Linked DNA regions of Homo sapiens: region 2 is linked to region 1. Evidence: chromatin loops called from intact Hi-C (ENCODE). Cell type or tissue: IMR-90. All regions are shown on one strand. Each heading gives the region's core, and the rest is flanking DNA. Links, peaks and the distances in the headings are about the cores only. Region 1 has its middle 97 kb from the start of SCARB1. Region 2 overlaps NCOR2 (nuclear receptor corepressor 2).

What was found. Hi-C counts contacts between places; a loop is a spot of excess contacts. Peaks named below come from ENCODE experiments on the same cell type or tissue, not always from the same donor. Only the 100,000 strongest peaks of a DNase experiment are listed, where the experiment ranks them.
Region 2: a loop joins it to region 1, with 5 times the contacts of the local background. A loop is called at or near these places in 11 of 110 quality-filtered maps.

Annotation. Positions count from the first base shown.
Region 1 is chr12:124,764,534-124,769,898 of GRCh38, forward strand. No RefSeq gene overlaps it. Among named protein-coding and RNA genes, the nearest start is that of SCARB1, 97 kb to the right of the region's middle. In IMR-90, for the core only: a CTCF peak has its summit at 2,633 (motif pointing left); DNase peaks (open chromatin) are centred at 558, 4,438 and 4,778; H3K27ac peaks cover 3,254 bases.
Region 2 is chr12:124,495,404-124,500,768 of GRCh38, forward strand. All of the region lies in intron 2 of NCOR2 (nuclear receptor corepressor 2), which reads right to left. Among named protein-coding and RNA genes, the nearest start is that of NCOR2, 70 kb to the right of the region's middle. RefSeq lists enhancers at 1-546, 547-1,505, 1,160-1,289. In IMR-90, for the core only: a CTCF peak has its summit at 2,491; DNase peaks (open chromatin) are centred at 1,878, 2,418, 3,228 and 3,668; H3K27ac peaks cover 1,870 bases.

The DNA.
Region 1 (5,365 bases), core at 232-5,231:
CGCTCATGATGTGTTTGACAGTGGCACCTGCTGGTGATGTGTGGTATTACAGCTCAGCTCCACTAGACCTTGTAAATACTTAGCTAAACTGGGTCGTGGATGTTAGGGTTTGTTCCAAGAGTGCTTTATGACACATTTGAAAATCTTCCCAAACTATTTTCAACTGAAAGTGCATAAAATGTTTTTCTTAATGATCCTCATGAGAATCTGAAATTGATGGGGCAGGAATTAGAATTCCTGTTGGACAGAAGTGGACACAGGCACAGAGGGGTCAAAGTGACTTGCCTGAGGGACACAGTGAATCCAATCTTCTTCAGCACACAGCTCTAGCTTCCAAACCCTGCCATCTGCCTAATCTCCAAGGCTGACATCATGAAGGAAACTATGTCCTTCCCTCAAACAGCTGTTACTGCCACAGACAGAGAGACCACAGGGCCAAGCACACCACAGTGCATGACCAGAGATGCCAGTGTTTAATCTCAGAGTCCCTGTTCCCTGAAATGGAAGAAATTCCTGTGGCCCAGAAAAGAACAGATGAGGCTGGTCATAGAAGCAGAGGGAAAATCCCAGAGACCAGAAGGGTGTTGCACAGTTCTGAGAAACCACTGCAGGCCCAACCACAAGCCTCAGGCTTAATACCTTCCATGCCAAGTTGTTCCAGTCCATCTGCAGAGATGTTTTCCCAGGGGAGTGGAAGTCCCATTTTGCAATGGAAGCTGAGGAGGTAAGTGAGATCTGGTTTGCAGAAACATGTGCATCATGGCCAATGTTGCTCAAACATCTGTTCCTGAAAGGGGGAAGAAAAAAAAAAGCTCCCTCTTAAAAGCCTCCCTCTGCCTCAGTCGAGGACTTCTAAATGCTATGAAGTTTGCTAGGGCTAAGGCTTCATGGCAAACGTGTTGTGAAATCTGGAAACACTCATGACTCCAGAGATATTTGGCCTTTATGCTCAGACCCTCCATCCAGCCTAGCTCCCAAGACTTCAGAGAGGAAAGTCAGAGAAACAGCCCCCACCAGGGCAGTGCACCTTATTCTTCCCTCAGCCAAACCTCCAGGCTTCTCCCTCCCAGTTCTCCTGCCCTCTCTTTCCTGTTTTGTTGTGGGTTTCGGAGATCCAAGCACTATTTTTAGACATGTTTATTCTTACTCCTCTTCTTCCCCTCCCATTCTTGACCTCTCTGGAATGAGCCTGGATGCTCCCCTGCCAGGGGCTTTTCTGGAGTGATTGGACACATGCTTGGTATGCGGGGGGCCTCTTTCTAGATGGAGCTGGGACTGGATTTGGGGGAAATGAGCCTTGCAACCTCCTTTCCTCTCCCAGGCTCCTCAGAAGCTCTAGAGCCAGGACCTGTGTGCATTCATTGCCTTTGCCTGGAAATTATGTTTCTTGAAGCTGGGTTCCCAAGTTGAGTTTCACTTGGGATAAGGGATAAGATAAAGTGGGATGCCTCAGCCAGCACCCACAGCAAGCTCTGGTTCCCAGTCAATGAGGAGGTATGCAGAGTAGCTGATAAGCATGTATGCCCCCCAACCAGTGGCCAATATTCATATCCAGACTCCGATCCTTTCCAGCCATAAGACCTTGGACAATGACCTCGCCTCTCTGTGCCTCAGTTTCCTCATCTGTAAAATGAAGATGATGATGATAACAGCACTCGCCTGGGTTATGATGAAAACTAAGTGAGCATATGCCAAGGGTTTAAAATAGTGCACGGCACTCAGAAAGATTCAATGAATGCTAGCAACAGTCTGTTCCAGGAGAGCAAGCCAGGATGCCAGAGCTGAGCTTGCCTGACTGGGCTGGGAGTGGCCGGCATTGAGATTTTCTTTTTTTTTCTTTTCTTTTCTTTTTTTTGAGACAGAGTCTCACTCTGTCGCACAGGCTGGAGTGCAGTGGCACAATCTCAGCTCACTGCAACCTCCACCTCCCGGGTTCCAGTGATTCTCCTGCCTCAGCCTACCCAGTATCTGGGATTACAGGTGCTCACCACCATGCCCAGCTAATTTTTGTATTTTTAGTAGAGACAAGGTTTCACCATGTTGGCCAGGCTGGTCTTGAACCCCTGGCCTCAGGTGATCTGCCCACCCCGGCCTCCCAAAGTGCCGGGATTAGGGGTGTGAGCCACCGCGCCTGGCCCAGTGTTGAGATTTTATATCTTCTGGGCATCTGAGGTTTGGATCAGGATTGCCCATCCCTGGGAGACCACAGCCAGCCATTTGGCCTGGACTCTGAGTTCACAAAAACACCACAAATCAGATTTTGGAGAAGATCTTGAATGTACTGTCCTAGAGCCCCACACCACCAAGATTAAAAGAACTGTGATAATTTCCCCTTTCTAAATCCTGCCCTCTCTGGACATGGTTCATTAAGAATTTTGCAAGCCTTGTAACTTCACAAAAATATATTGCATGACTATTTCATGTATGGAAGCTGTTAAATTTTTACATGTAAACATACAAGAGAACATAGTTCTTGCAGCCTTAGTTCATCAGTTTTTCATTTTTTATCTTTGCTATGTCCAGAGCCTCAAACAACAGACGTTTCCCAGCCCCTGGGACCGCCAGAGAGACCCGGGCTGCTGGGGCCTCCCTGAATCTGGGGCCGCCCTGAAGGCTGGACCCACAGCGCCCCCTGGCGGCCACAATCCGCACGTGCAGCCTCTGGCAGGCCCTGGGCAGGTCTGCAGAACTCCCCTCCCGCAACCACATCCCCAGCCTCGCTACACCCCAGATCATTTATTCATTAACTCAGCAAAGACTGATTTGCATGCATGCCCATGGACCACGAACCCCACAGAACTCGGTGCCTGCCTTCAGCAGCGTAAAGTCTAAAGAGGGAGACAGCGCGACCAATTGCTCACACACACAAAAAAGATCCACCTTGCAAATATAGCCTCACCCCTCAGCCTCCGTCTTCCCATCTGTGAAATGGTCCCCTCAAGTCTCCCTGCTGTACAGGTCACTGGATAGCTCCATGAAACATGTGCTCCCCTGAGCATCAAAAGGGGCTGCTGTTATTTGTGCTGTTGCTACGTTGGGATTCCTGGTGGTGCTTTCTCTCTCTGGCCTCTCACATTCCAGATGCCCTGGGGGTGGGTGGACCGGGATAGGGGATGAATCCGGTGTGGGTGACACAACAACCTCAGTGTCCTGACTCCTCCCTCTGCAGCCCCCACAGGGAGTTCACAGCCATTCAATCCATGCTGAGCTAAGCCCGGGTCTGCACTGGGGGATCGGGGCCCTACTTGCTCCCAGCCCCACCTTCCTGCCTCCCTCCTCAGTTAGTGGCACCTCCCTCTGGCTCACACTTGTAATCTCAGCACTTTGGGAGGCAGAGGTGGGCCGATCGCTTGAGGCCAGGAGTTCGAGACCACCCTGGGCAACATAGTGTGACTCTCTTTCTAAAATAATAATAATAATAATAATAATAATAATAATAATAATTTAAAAATTAGCCAGGTGTCCTGGCATGTGCCTGTAGACCCAGCTACTCGGGAGGCTGAGGCAGGAGGATTACTTGAGCCCAGGAGGTCGAGGCTGCAGTGAGCTATGATCGCACGACTGCACTCAAGCCTGGGTGACAGAGACCCTGTCTCAAAAACAAATGAAAATGGCCTGGCGCGGTGGCTCATGCCTGTAATCCCAACACTTTGAGAGGCCGAGGCAGGCAGATCACAAGGTCAGGAGTTCGAGACCAGCCTGGCCAACATGGTGAAATCCCGTCTCTACTAAAAATACAAAAATCAGCCATGCATGATGGCGGGCGCCTGTGATCCCAGCTACTTGTGAGGCTGAGACAGGAGAATCGCTTGAACCCAGGAGGTGGAAGTTGCAGTAAGTAGAGATTGCACCACTGCACTCCAGCCTGGGCGACAGAGCGAGACTCTGTCTCAAAAAAGAAAACAAACAACAAACAAGCAAACAAAAACAAATGAAAACTAACAAACAAAAAGCAGCCCCTCCCTCCCCCTGGCCGTCAGGCTCAGACACTTGAGAGTCTCACTGGACGCGTCCTCACCCCTCCCTTCCCACATCCAGTTTAGCACCATGTTCTATGAGCTCCAGCCCCTAAAAATACACCCCGCATCTGTCCCTTCTTCATCCACTGCTCCGCCCTGGCCCAGGCCACCACCACCACCACCACCACCATCTGTCACCAGGAGGAGGGCCACTGCCTCCAGCCAGACCTCCAGCATCCACGCCTGCCCCCGCAGCCTCTCCCACAGCAGAAACAGCAAACGCAGCCCTCCCTGATGGAAAAATCTCCAGTGGTTTCCCACTGTACTTAAAATCCTAACTGCGAGGCCCCCCAGCTCTCCACCTCCATCTCCCTCCAACCCCCTCCCACTGTGATCGTGTAAAATATTTATTTGGTCTTCTGCCTTAAAATCCTTGGAATCTCCAAAGTGTTTAGTTTGCCAATGACTCACTGGTGGCCAGCAGCCCCTAGGCAGCTTCAGGATGGGGACTGGTCTCAGGAAAAACCAAGTCAGCGCTACAGGACTGGGACTTTCAGCCCAGTCCCCAACCTCCAGCAGTGAGGGGAGAGAGGCTGAAGGTCAAACTGATCACCAATGGCCTGTGGTTTAATCAATCATGCCCATGTATACAAAAACCATATACATATAGAGAAAGAATGAATAAGACCTACTATTTGATCCCACAACAGGGTGACTATAGTCAAGAATAACTTGATTGTATATTTTTAAATAACTGAAGGAGTGTAACTGGATTGTTTGTAACACAAAGGCTAAATGCTTGAAGGGGTGGATACGCCCTTCCCATGATGTGATTACGTCACATTGCATGCCTGTGTCAACACATCTCATGCACCCCACAACTGTATACACTTACTATGAACCTACAAAAATTAAACATTTAAAAATTTAAAATGATATAATTTTAAAAATTACGCCCACCTAATGAAGCCTCCATAAAAACTCAAGAGGACAGAGTTTTTGAGCATGGGAAGGCTCCTGGAGGGTGGTGTCCTGGAGAGCATGGCAGCTCCATGCCCCTTCCCCATGCCCTTTCCCCGTGCCCCTCCCCCATGCCTCTCCCTAGCATCTCTTCATCTGTATCCTTCTAACATCCTTTATAATAAATAAGCTCAGTGCTTCCCTGAGCCCTGTGAGCCGTTCTAACAAATTAATTGAACCCAAAGACAGGGTCGTGGGAACCCCAATTCACAGCTGGTCTGTGAGAAGCACAGGTGACACATCCCAGGGCTTGAGAGGGGCATCGGGAGTAAGGGGCCGCCCTGGGGTCTGAACCCTCGACCTGTGGGGTCTGACACTGCCTCCAGGTAGACAGCGGCAGAATTGAGTTGAATCAGAGGGCCCCCAGCTGGCATCCGCTGCAGAAT
Region 2 (5,365 bases), core at 8-5,007, 270 kb before region 1:
CACGGGGCAGCTGGCTCCTCCGTGCACAGGTCCCCGAGTCGTTCCTGTGGTCCCGTGAGGACACGCGAGCACCCAGGGGCCTGCCTGGACCCTCCTCCATCCACTGCCACACTCACCTGTTCTCCGGGAGCACAAGGAGACAGGCATGGCATTCAAGGTCCCTCCGAGCCATGCAAGCCACGCAAGGGACCAGAGGCCTCCTCCCCACCCAGGCCTTCACCCGGCAGGCACAGGGACTCTGCGCTGCCCTCACCACCACCCAGATGGCTCCCAGCCCCCCTAAGCCCATCCAACTTCACTCCATGGCCCCCGGGTTTCTAAGTCACAGGGCAGAATTCCCAGAAAGCACCTGTCCCAGGAGGGGCGGCCGGCAGCAGGGACATCACACACCGCTGTCCCGGGCAGCAGGGACCAGGGCCAGCTCAGGCGGGCCACGGGCCACAGGCCACAGCATGACCTGGGCAAGGCTATGACCCTGTGCAGGAGGCTGACACCATGACATGGGACAGGACTGATATGAGGTTAGCCAGATGCAAACTAGGAGGTGGGATTAGGACATGGAGGGCTACACCAGGAAGAGCCAAGGGCAGAATGACAGCCAGTCGGGCCCTGCAGCCTAGGGATAGGTACCCCAAACGGCTCCTGGGGCAGATACTGGAGCCTTCCACGGGAGAGGATCTACTCGTGGCCACGCCAGAGGAATAACACGAAGCGGGCTAGCAGCTTTACAGATGGAAAAACAGCCCCACAGAGAAGACACGGCCCAGCAAGGGAGCCACGGGGACCCCTACTCCGAAGCTGCCTTTGCCAGGAAACCCCTAAGCACCCCCCACCCCCAACAAGGCTTCTCCCCTTCCTCCGCCAGCCACAGCTCCACGCCACCTGCTGGGCTTACAACAGGGTCCCATCCCAGACCAAGGCCCCCTCCACACTCTCCCTGAACCAGTCCCTCAGAAAAGGTGTGTCCATCAGGTCCTGCCTCATGCAAAGCCCTCTCCAGCACCCCCACAATTGCACACACCCCCCAGAGCTGAGGGAAATGCACCCTGGCACCGGGACCCAGCGCCTGGATGTGGGCCTCCAGTGGCGGAGGACTGAGGCTGCACCACACGAGGTCAGGGGTCAGGAGGGGAAACAGAGCATACCCAGCCCTGCAATTTCATCAGAACACCCCCTCCCCCAACCTGAAGAGGGTAACCGTCCTTCTCCAAGCAGGAAAGCCCTTGGAGGCCTAATGTGGAGGGGCATTGGGAGGAAGGTTAAGGTTGGGGGCCCTGACTGCCTCCCAGGCCCCACCTCATCTCTCATTAGTGTAGACTTGACCCTCCCTCCCTCCCCAGGTGCCAGGGATGGTCATGTGACCCGGTCCTGGCCAATCAGAGTCCTGCATGCTTCTGGGCCAGTGACTGTCTCAAGGATGAGCCTGTGACCCAATAGGAGTCAATGAGAATCTGCCTTGAGACTTTTGCTGCTGGAACCAGGAGAAAGGTGCTCTCTGCTGGGGATCTAAGCTGGGAATGAAAGCCTGGAGCTCTGGGGGCCACCATGCAGCAGGAGCCTGCCTGAGACCCACGCCCACCGGCAGGAAGGCAGGGCGAAAGGGCGGTAAGAGCAGGTTGTGTCCGATGGTGGCTGGAGGCAGGTCGAAGCCTGCTCACTTCATTAGGGGAGCCAGGGCACTCCTTCTGCACGTTTTGTCTTTGGCAGCCCAAGCTGGGTTTCTGTCACATGCCACCAAGAATTCGGGCTCACACAGGGAAAGAAGGAGTCACAGAGGAGGCCACCCCTTCAACTGGCTGCTGTCCATCCTTCAAACACAGAAAAGCCAAGGAATTCCGGAGCCAAGACTGACACATCTACCACCACCTCGGTCCTGCCTGCGTGGGCTTTCCCAGCCCCGAGACAGGATGTATGGCGCAATTCCCGTGAACATGGGAACACGTCCCGCTCCACCATCGCTAAGCTGCGTGGCCTTGGGCAAGTCACTTGCCCTCTCTGAACCTCCAAACACACAGTGTTCCCTAAACATCAGACATTCATGTGCCACCCCCGCGTAGGGACTTTTTTATAGAGATTACCCAGGCGACAGCCGTCTAGCCCCGGGCCTGTCACTTTCATTCAGTTAGGCATAACTTTACATACAAGAGAAGCTTATTATCAGCATAGGTATACAGAAACCCAGTACTATGTGGAATAAATAGGAAGGCATCGGAATCACAAACGCACTCCCACACACATGAAGACGTCTGTGCATATTCCGACTGCCTAAGTCCTCCTGCAAGGACCCCAGGAAAGGCCGGGTGGCGGACAGCAGGCACTCAGCAGCTCCCAGCACACAGTAAATGCTCAGCAAACCAGAATGCCTAATACTGCTGTCACCAGGACTGTCAATGATGCAGCTGCAGCCCAGTCACCAGTGACGCTATGATGGGGAGGCAAGGCACAGCTAGCCCTGCCCGGCCCCAAGAGCAATGAGACATCCGTTCTGCAGCCAGAAACAAGAGTCTGGCCCTGGGAGAGAGAACAGCTGTGGCCACCAGGACCCAGCCCTGTTCTAAAATTCTTCCTGCTAGAGCTCGGCTCAAAGTCTGCAGACCCTGGTCATCTCATGCAGCAAAGCAAATTCTATTCCCTTCTCTCTAGGTGCTAAACAGTTCCCGGTCTCTCGGAGGAGATAAGGCCGTCACTTCTGCAGGGTGCTGTTCCCGAGGTCTGCCCCTCTTTCAAGGGCACCACGGGCAACTTCCAAATTGCTATTGGATTTTGAGTTGCACAAGGTGGCCGAGAGGTCTCATTTACCCACAGCTTTTCTTTCCTCCTTTGCCCAGTGAGATGCTGCCTGGGGGTGACAGGCCCCTGGCACACGCTTACCATGGTGCACACGGGCACCAGAGACCAGGGAGGGTGACACCGTCCTAAAGTGCCCCGCAGCTGGCTGGCTGGCTTTCCACTGCCTGGGATTTACACAGTGCCCACCCCGGAGCATGGGGCTGGAACCTCGGCCCCTCACCTACCAAGGGGTTCCCCCACCAGCCCCCCACCCAGCGCCTCACATGCCGGTGGGGCCTGAACAGGGAACAACTCCAGTAACCTCGTGCCACCCTCACTCACCACGAGCTTAGGAAACCCAGTTTCCAACCCCTCCCGACCTGAGCCACGTTTCCTGCCAACTCGAAAAAAAACAAATGTTAGGGAAACGGTTTGGCGGTTCCTCAAAAATTTAAACATAGAATAACCATATGACCCACCAATTCCATTCCCAGGCATCCACCCAAAAGAACTGGAAACAGGGACTCAAACAAAACACGGTATGCATGTTCATGGCAACAGAATTTACAGCAGCCAAAAGGCAGACCCAGCAAAAATTCCAGTCCATCCCTACGATGGAGTATTACTCAGCCATAAAGAGGAACGAAGGACGGCTGTGTCCTACACCACACATAACCAGAAAATGTCATGCTGAACCAAAGAGGCCAGACACAAAAGGCCACGAACTGCCTGACTCCACGGATATGAAATGTCCAGAACAGGCACATCCACGAGGCAGAAAGGAGACTGGTGGCTACCAGGAGGGCAGGGTGAGGCAGGAATGAGGCCTGCTAATGGTTACAGGGTTTTACAGGGCAGTGATGCAAAGGTTTTGAAACTTGATAGAGGAGGCGGGTGTGCAGCACTGCGAATAGGGAAAAAAATAAGCTTTGACTTTTCATCAGCAGGTTTGGAAGTGAATGCCAAAAAAAATGATGACATCATTTCCTCAAAGATGGGGGCAGGAGAGGACGAGGGAGCCCCTCCAGGGTCTCCAGGATCTGGTCCTGGCCAAAGGAGGTTCTGAGGATGGATCCGGGCTGGAGGGGGAATTCAGACACAAACGCCCCATGTCGCCGCTGCGTCTGGCTGCGGTGGGGTCAGAAAGGGTGGGCGGCATTCATTTATTTACATACACACTGTGGTCCCTGCTGAGCCCCGGGCTAGTGCTGGGGACTTCTTGTGAACCCAGCGGGGTCCAGGCCCTGGAGGGTCTCAGGCCAGGGGCTCTGCCCAGCCCTGGGGAGAGCCAGGAGATACGAGGAAGAAGAACTTCCAGAGGGTGAAGGCGAGGGGATGGAGAGTGCTCCAGCTGGAGGCGCCGCTGAGCAAGAGCAGGGAGGTGAGCGCCAGCTGGTGGGGGGTGAGCGCAGGCTTGGGGGTGAGCCCCCGCCAGGCGGTGAGCACAGGCCCAGGGGTGAGCGAGGGCCTGGGGGTGAGCACAGGTGCCGTTTATGTTTGAGAAATTCATTGAGTGAATATGGGGGGAAGTGGGGACAGAGTCATTCAGGGCCCCATGGGCCCGGGTAAGGATGGATTTTGTTCTCAGGGCAGTGGGGAGCCACAGAAGGTGGTTGCGGGGGAGAGTAAAGGGTCAGTGTTTTACGAGCAGGCACTGGGGACAGCAAGAGTGGATCAGGGAGACCTGGGGAGGCTCCTGCAAATGTCCAAGAGAGGGGACACTGGGGGATCAGGGCAACAGCGACAGAGAAGGGGAAATGGGCAGGTGGATGAAAGTCAGGAGGGAGGCTGACTCTGCAGGCCGAGGAAACAGCTCGCTGCAGGAGTCCCGCTGCACAGGCCCGCTGCGAGGACCCTGTGCCTGTGGCATACCGAGAGGTGCCTGGGGAACAGCAGGTGCTCAGCCATGCAGAGTCAGGAGGGTCAGGCCTCCGAGGAGAACAAGACGGTGCCTGGGTGAGGTCAAGGGACTTGTAGATCTCAGGTGGCCGGGATACCCAACGGGGACACCAAGGGCCCAAGCAGGCCTCTGCACATCCAAGCCACCAACCACAGCCCCAGGGCCCCTGCTGGCCCCTGAACCAGCTGGAGGAGGGCTGCAGATCCCACGCAGGCAGGTGGAGGGGCTCCCCATGCACGGCTGCAGGGGTCTGTCCCTGGGCCATGCCTGCCAGGAGGTAGCAAACACACAAGTGCCCCCCGCCCCCACTGCACTCTGCCAGGCAGCAGCAGAAGCCAAGTGGGCCACATTCCCTGTTCCCGGCCACTGCGGGCTTTGGTAAGGTTTCCAAATCCACAGCGGAAAGCTCAGGCCGTGAGCTCTGACTGGCTGTCCGCCTTGCCTCCTGCTGGACCCAGAGCCCCTTCTGGTGCCTGGCACACAGTAGGTGCACACTGAATGACTCTGCCCAGCGGAGGTGCATGCCAGCAACGCAGTGATGCCAGAAACCACCACACCTGTGTCCTCTTCCCACCTGGCCGGGCAGAGGCGCCTTTCCGGGAGGCCCTGGAAGCTTCCATGGGGCCTCCCACCCCTGCATTCCTCTCCAGCTCCGGCAGGATGAGGCCACACCGAGACACATTCCATAGATTTTCT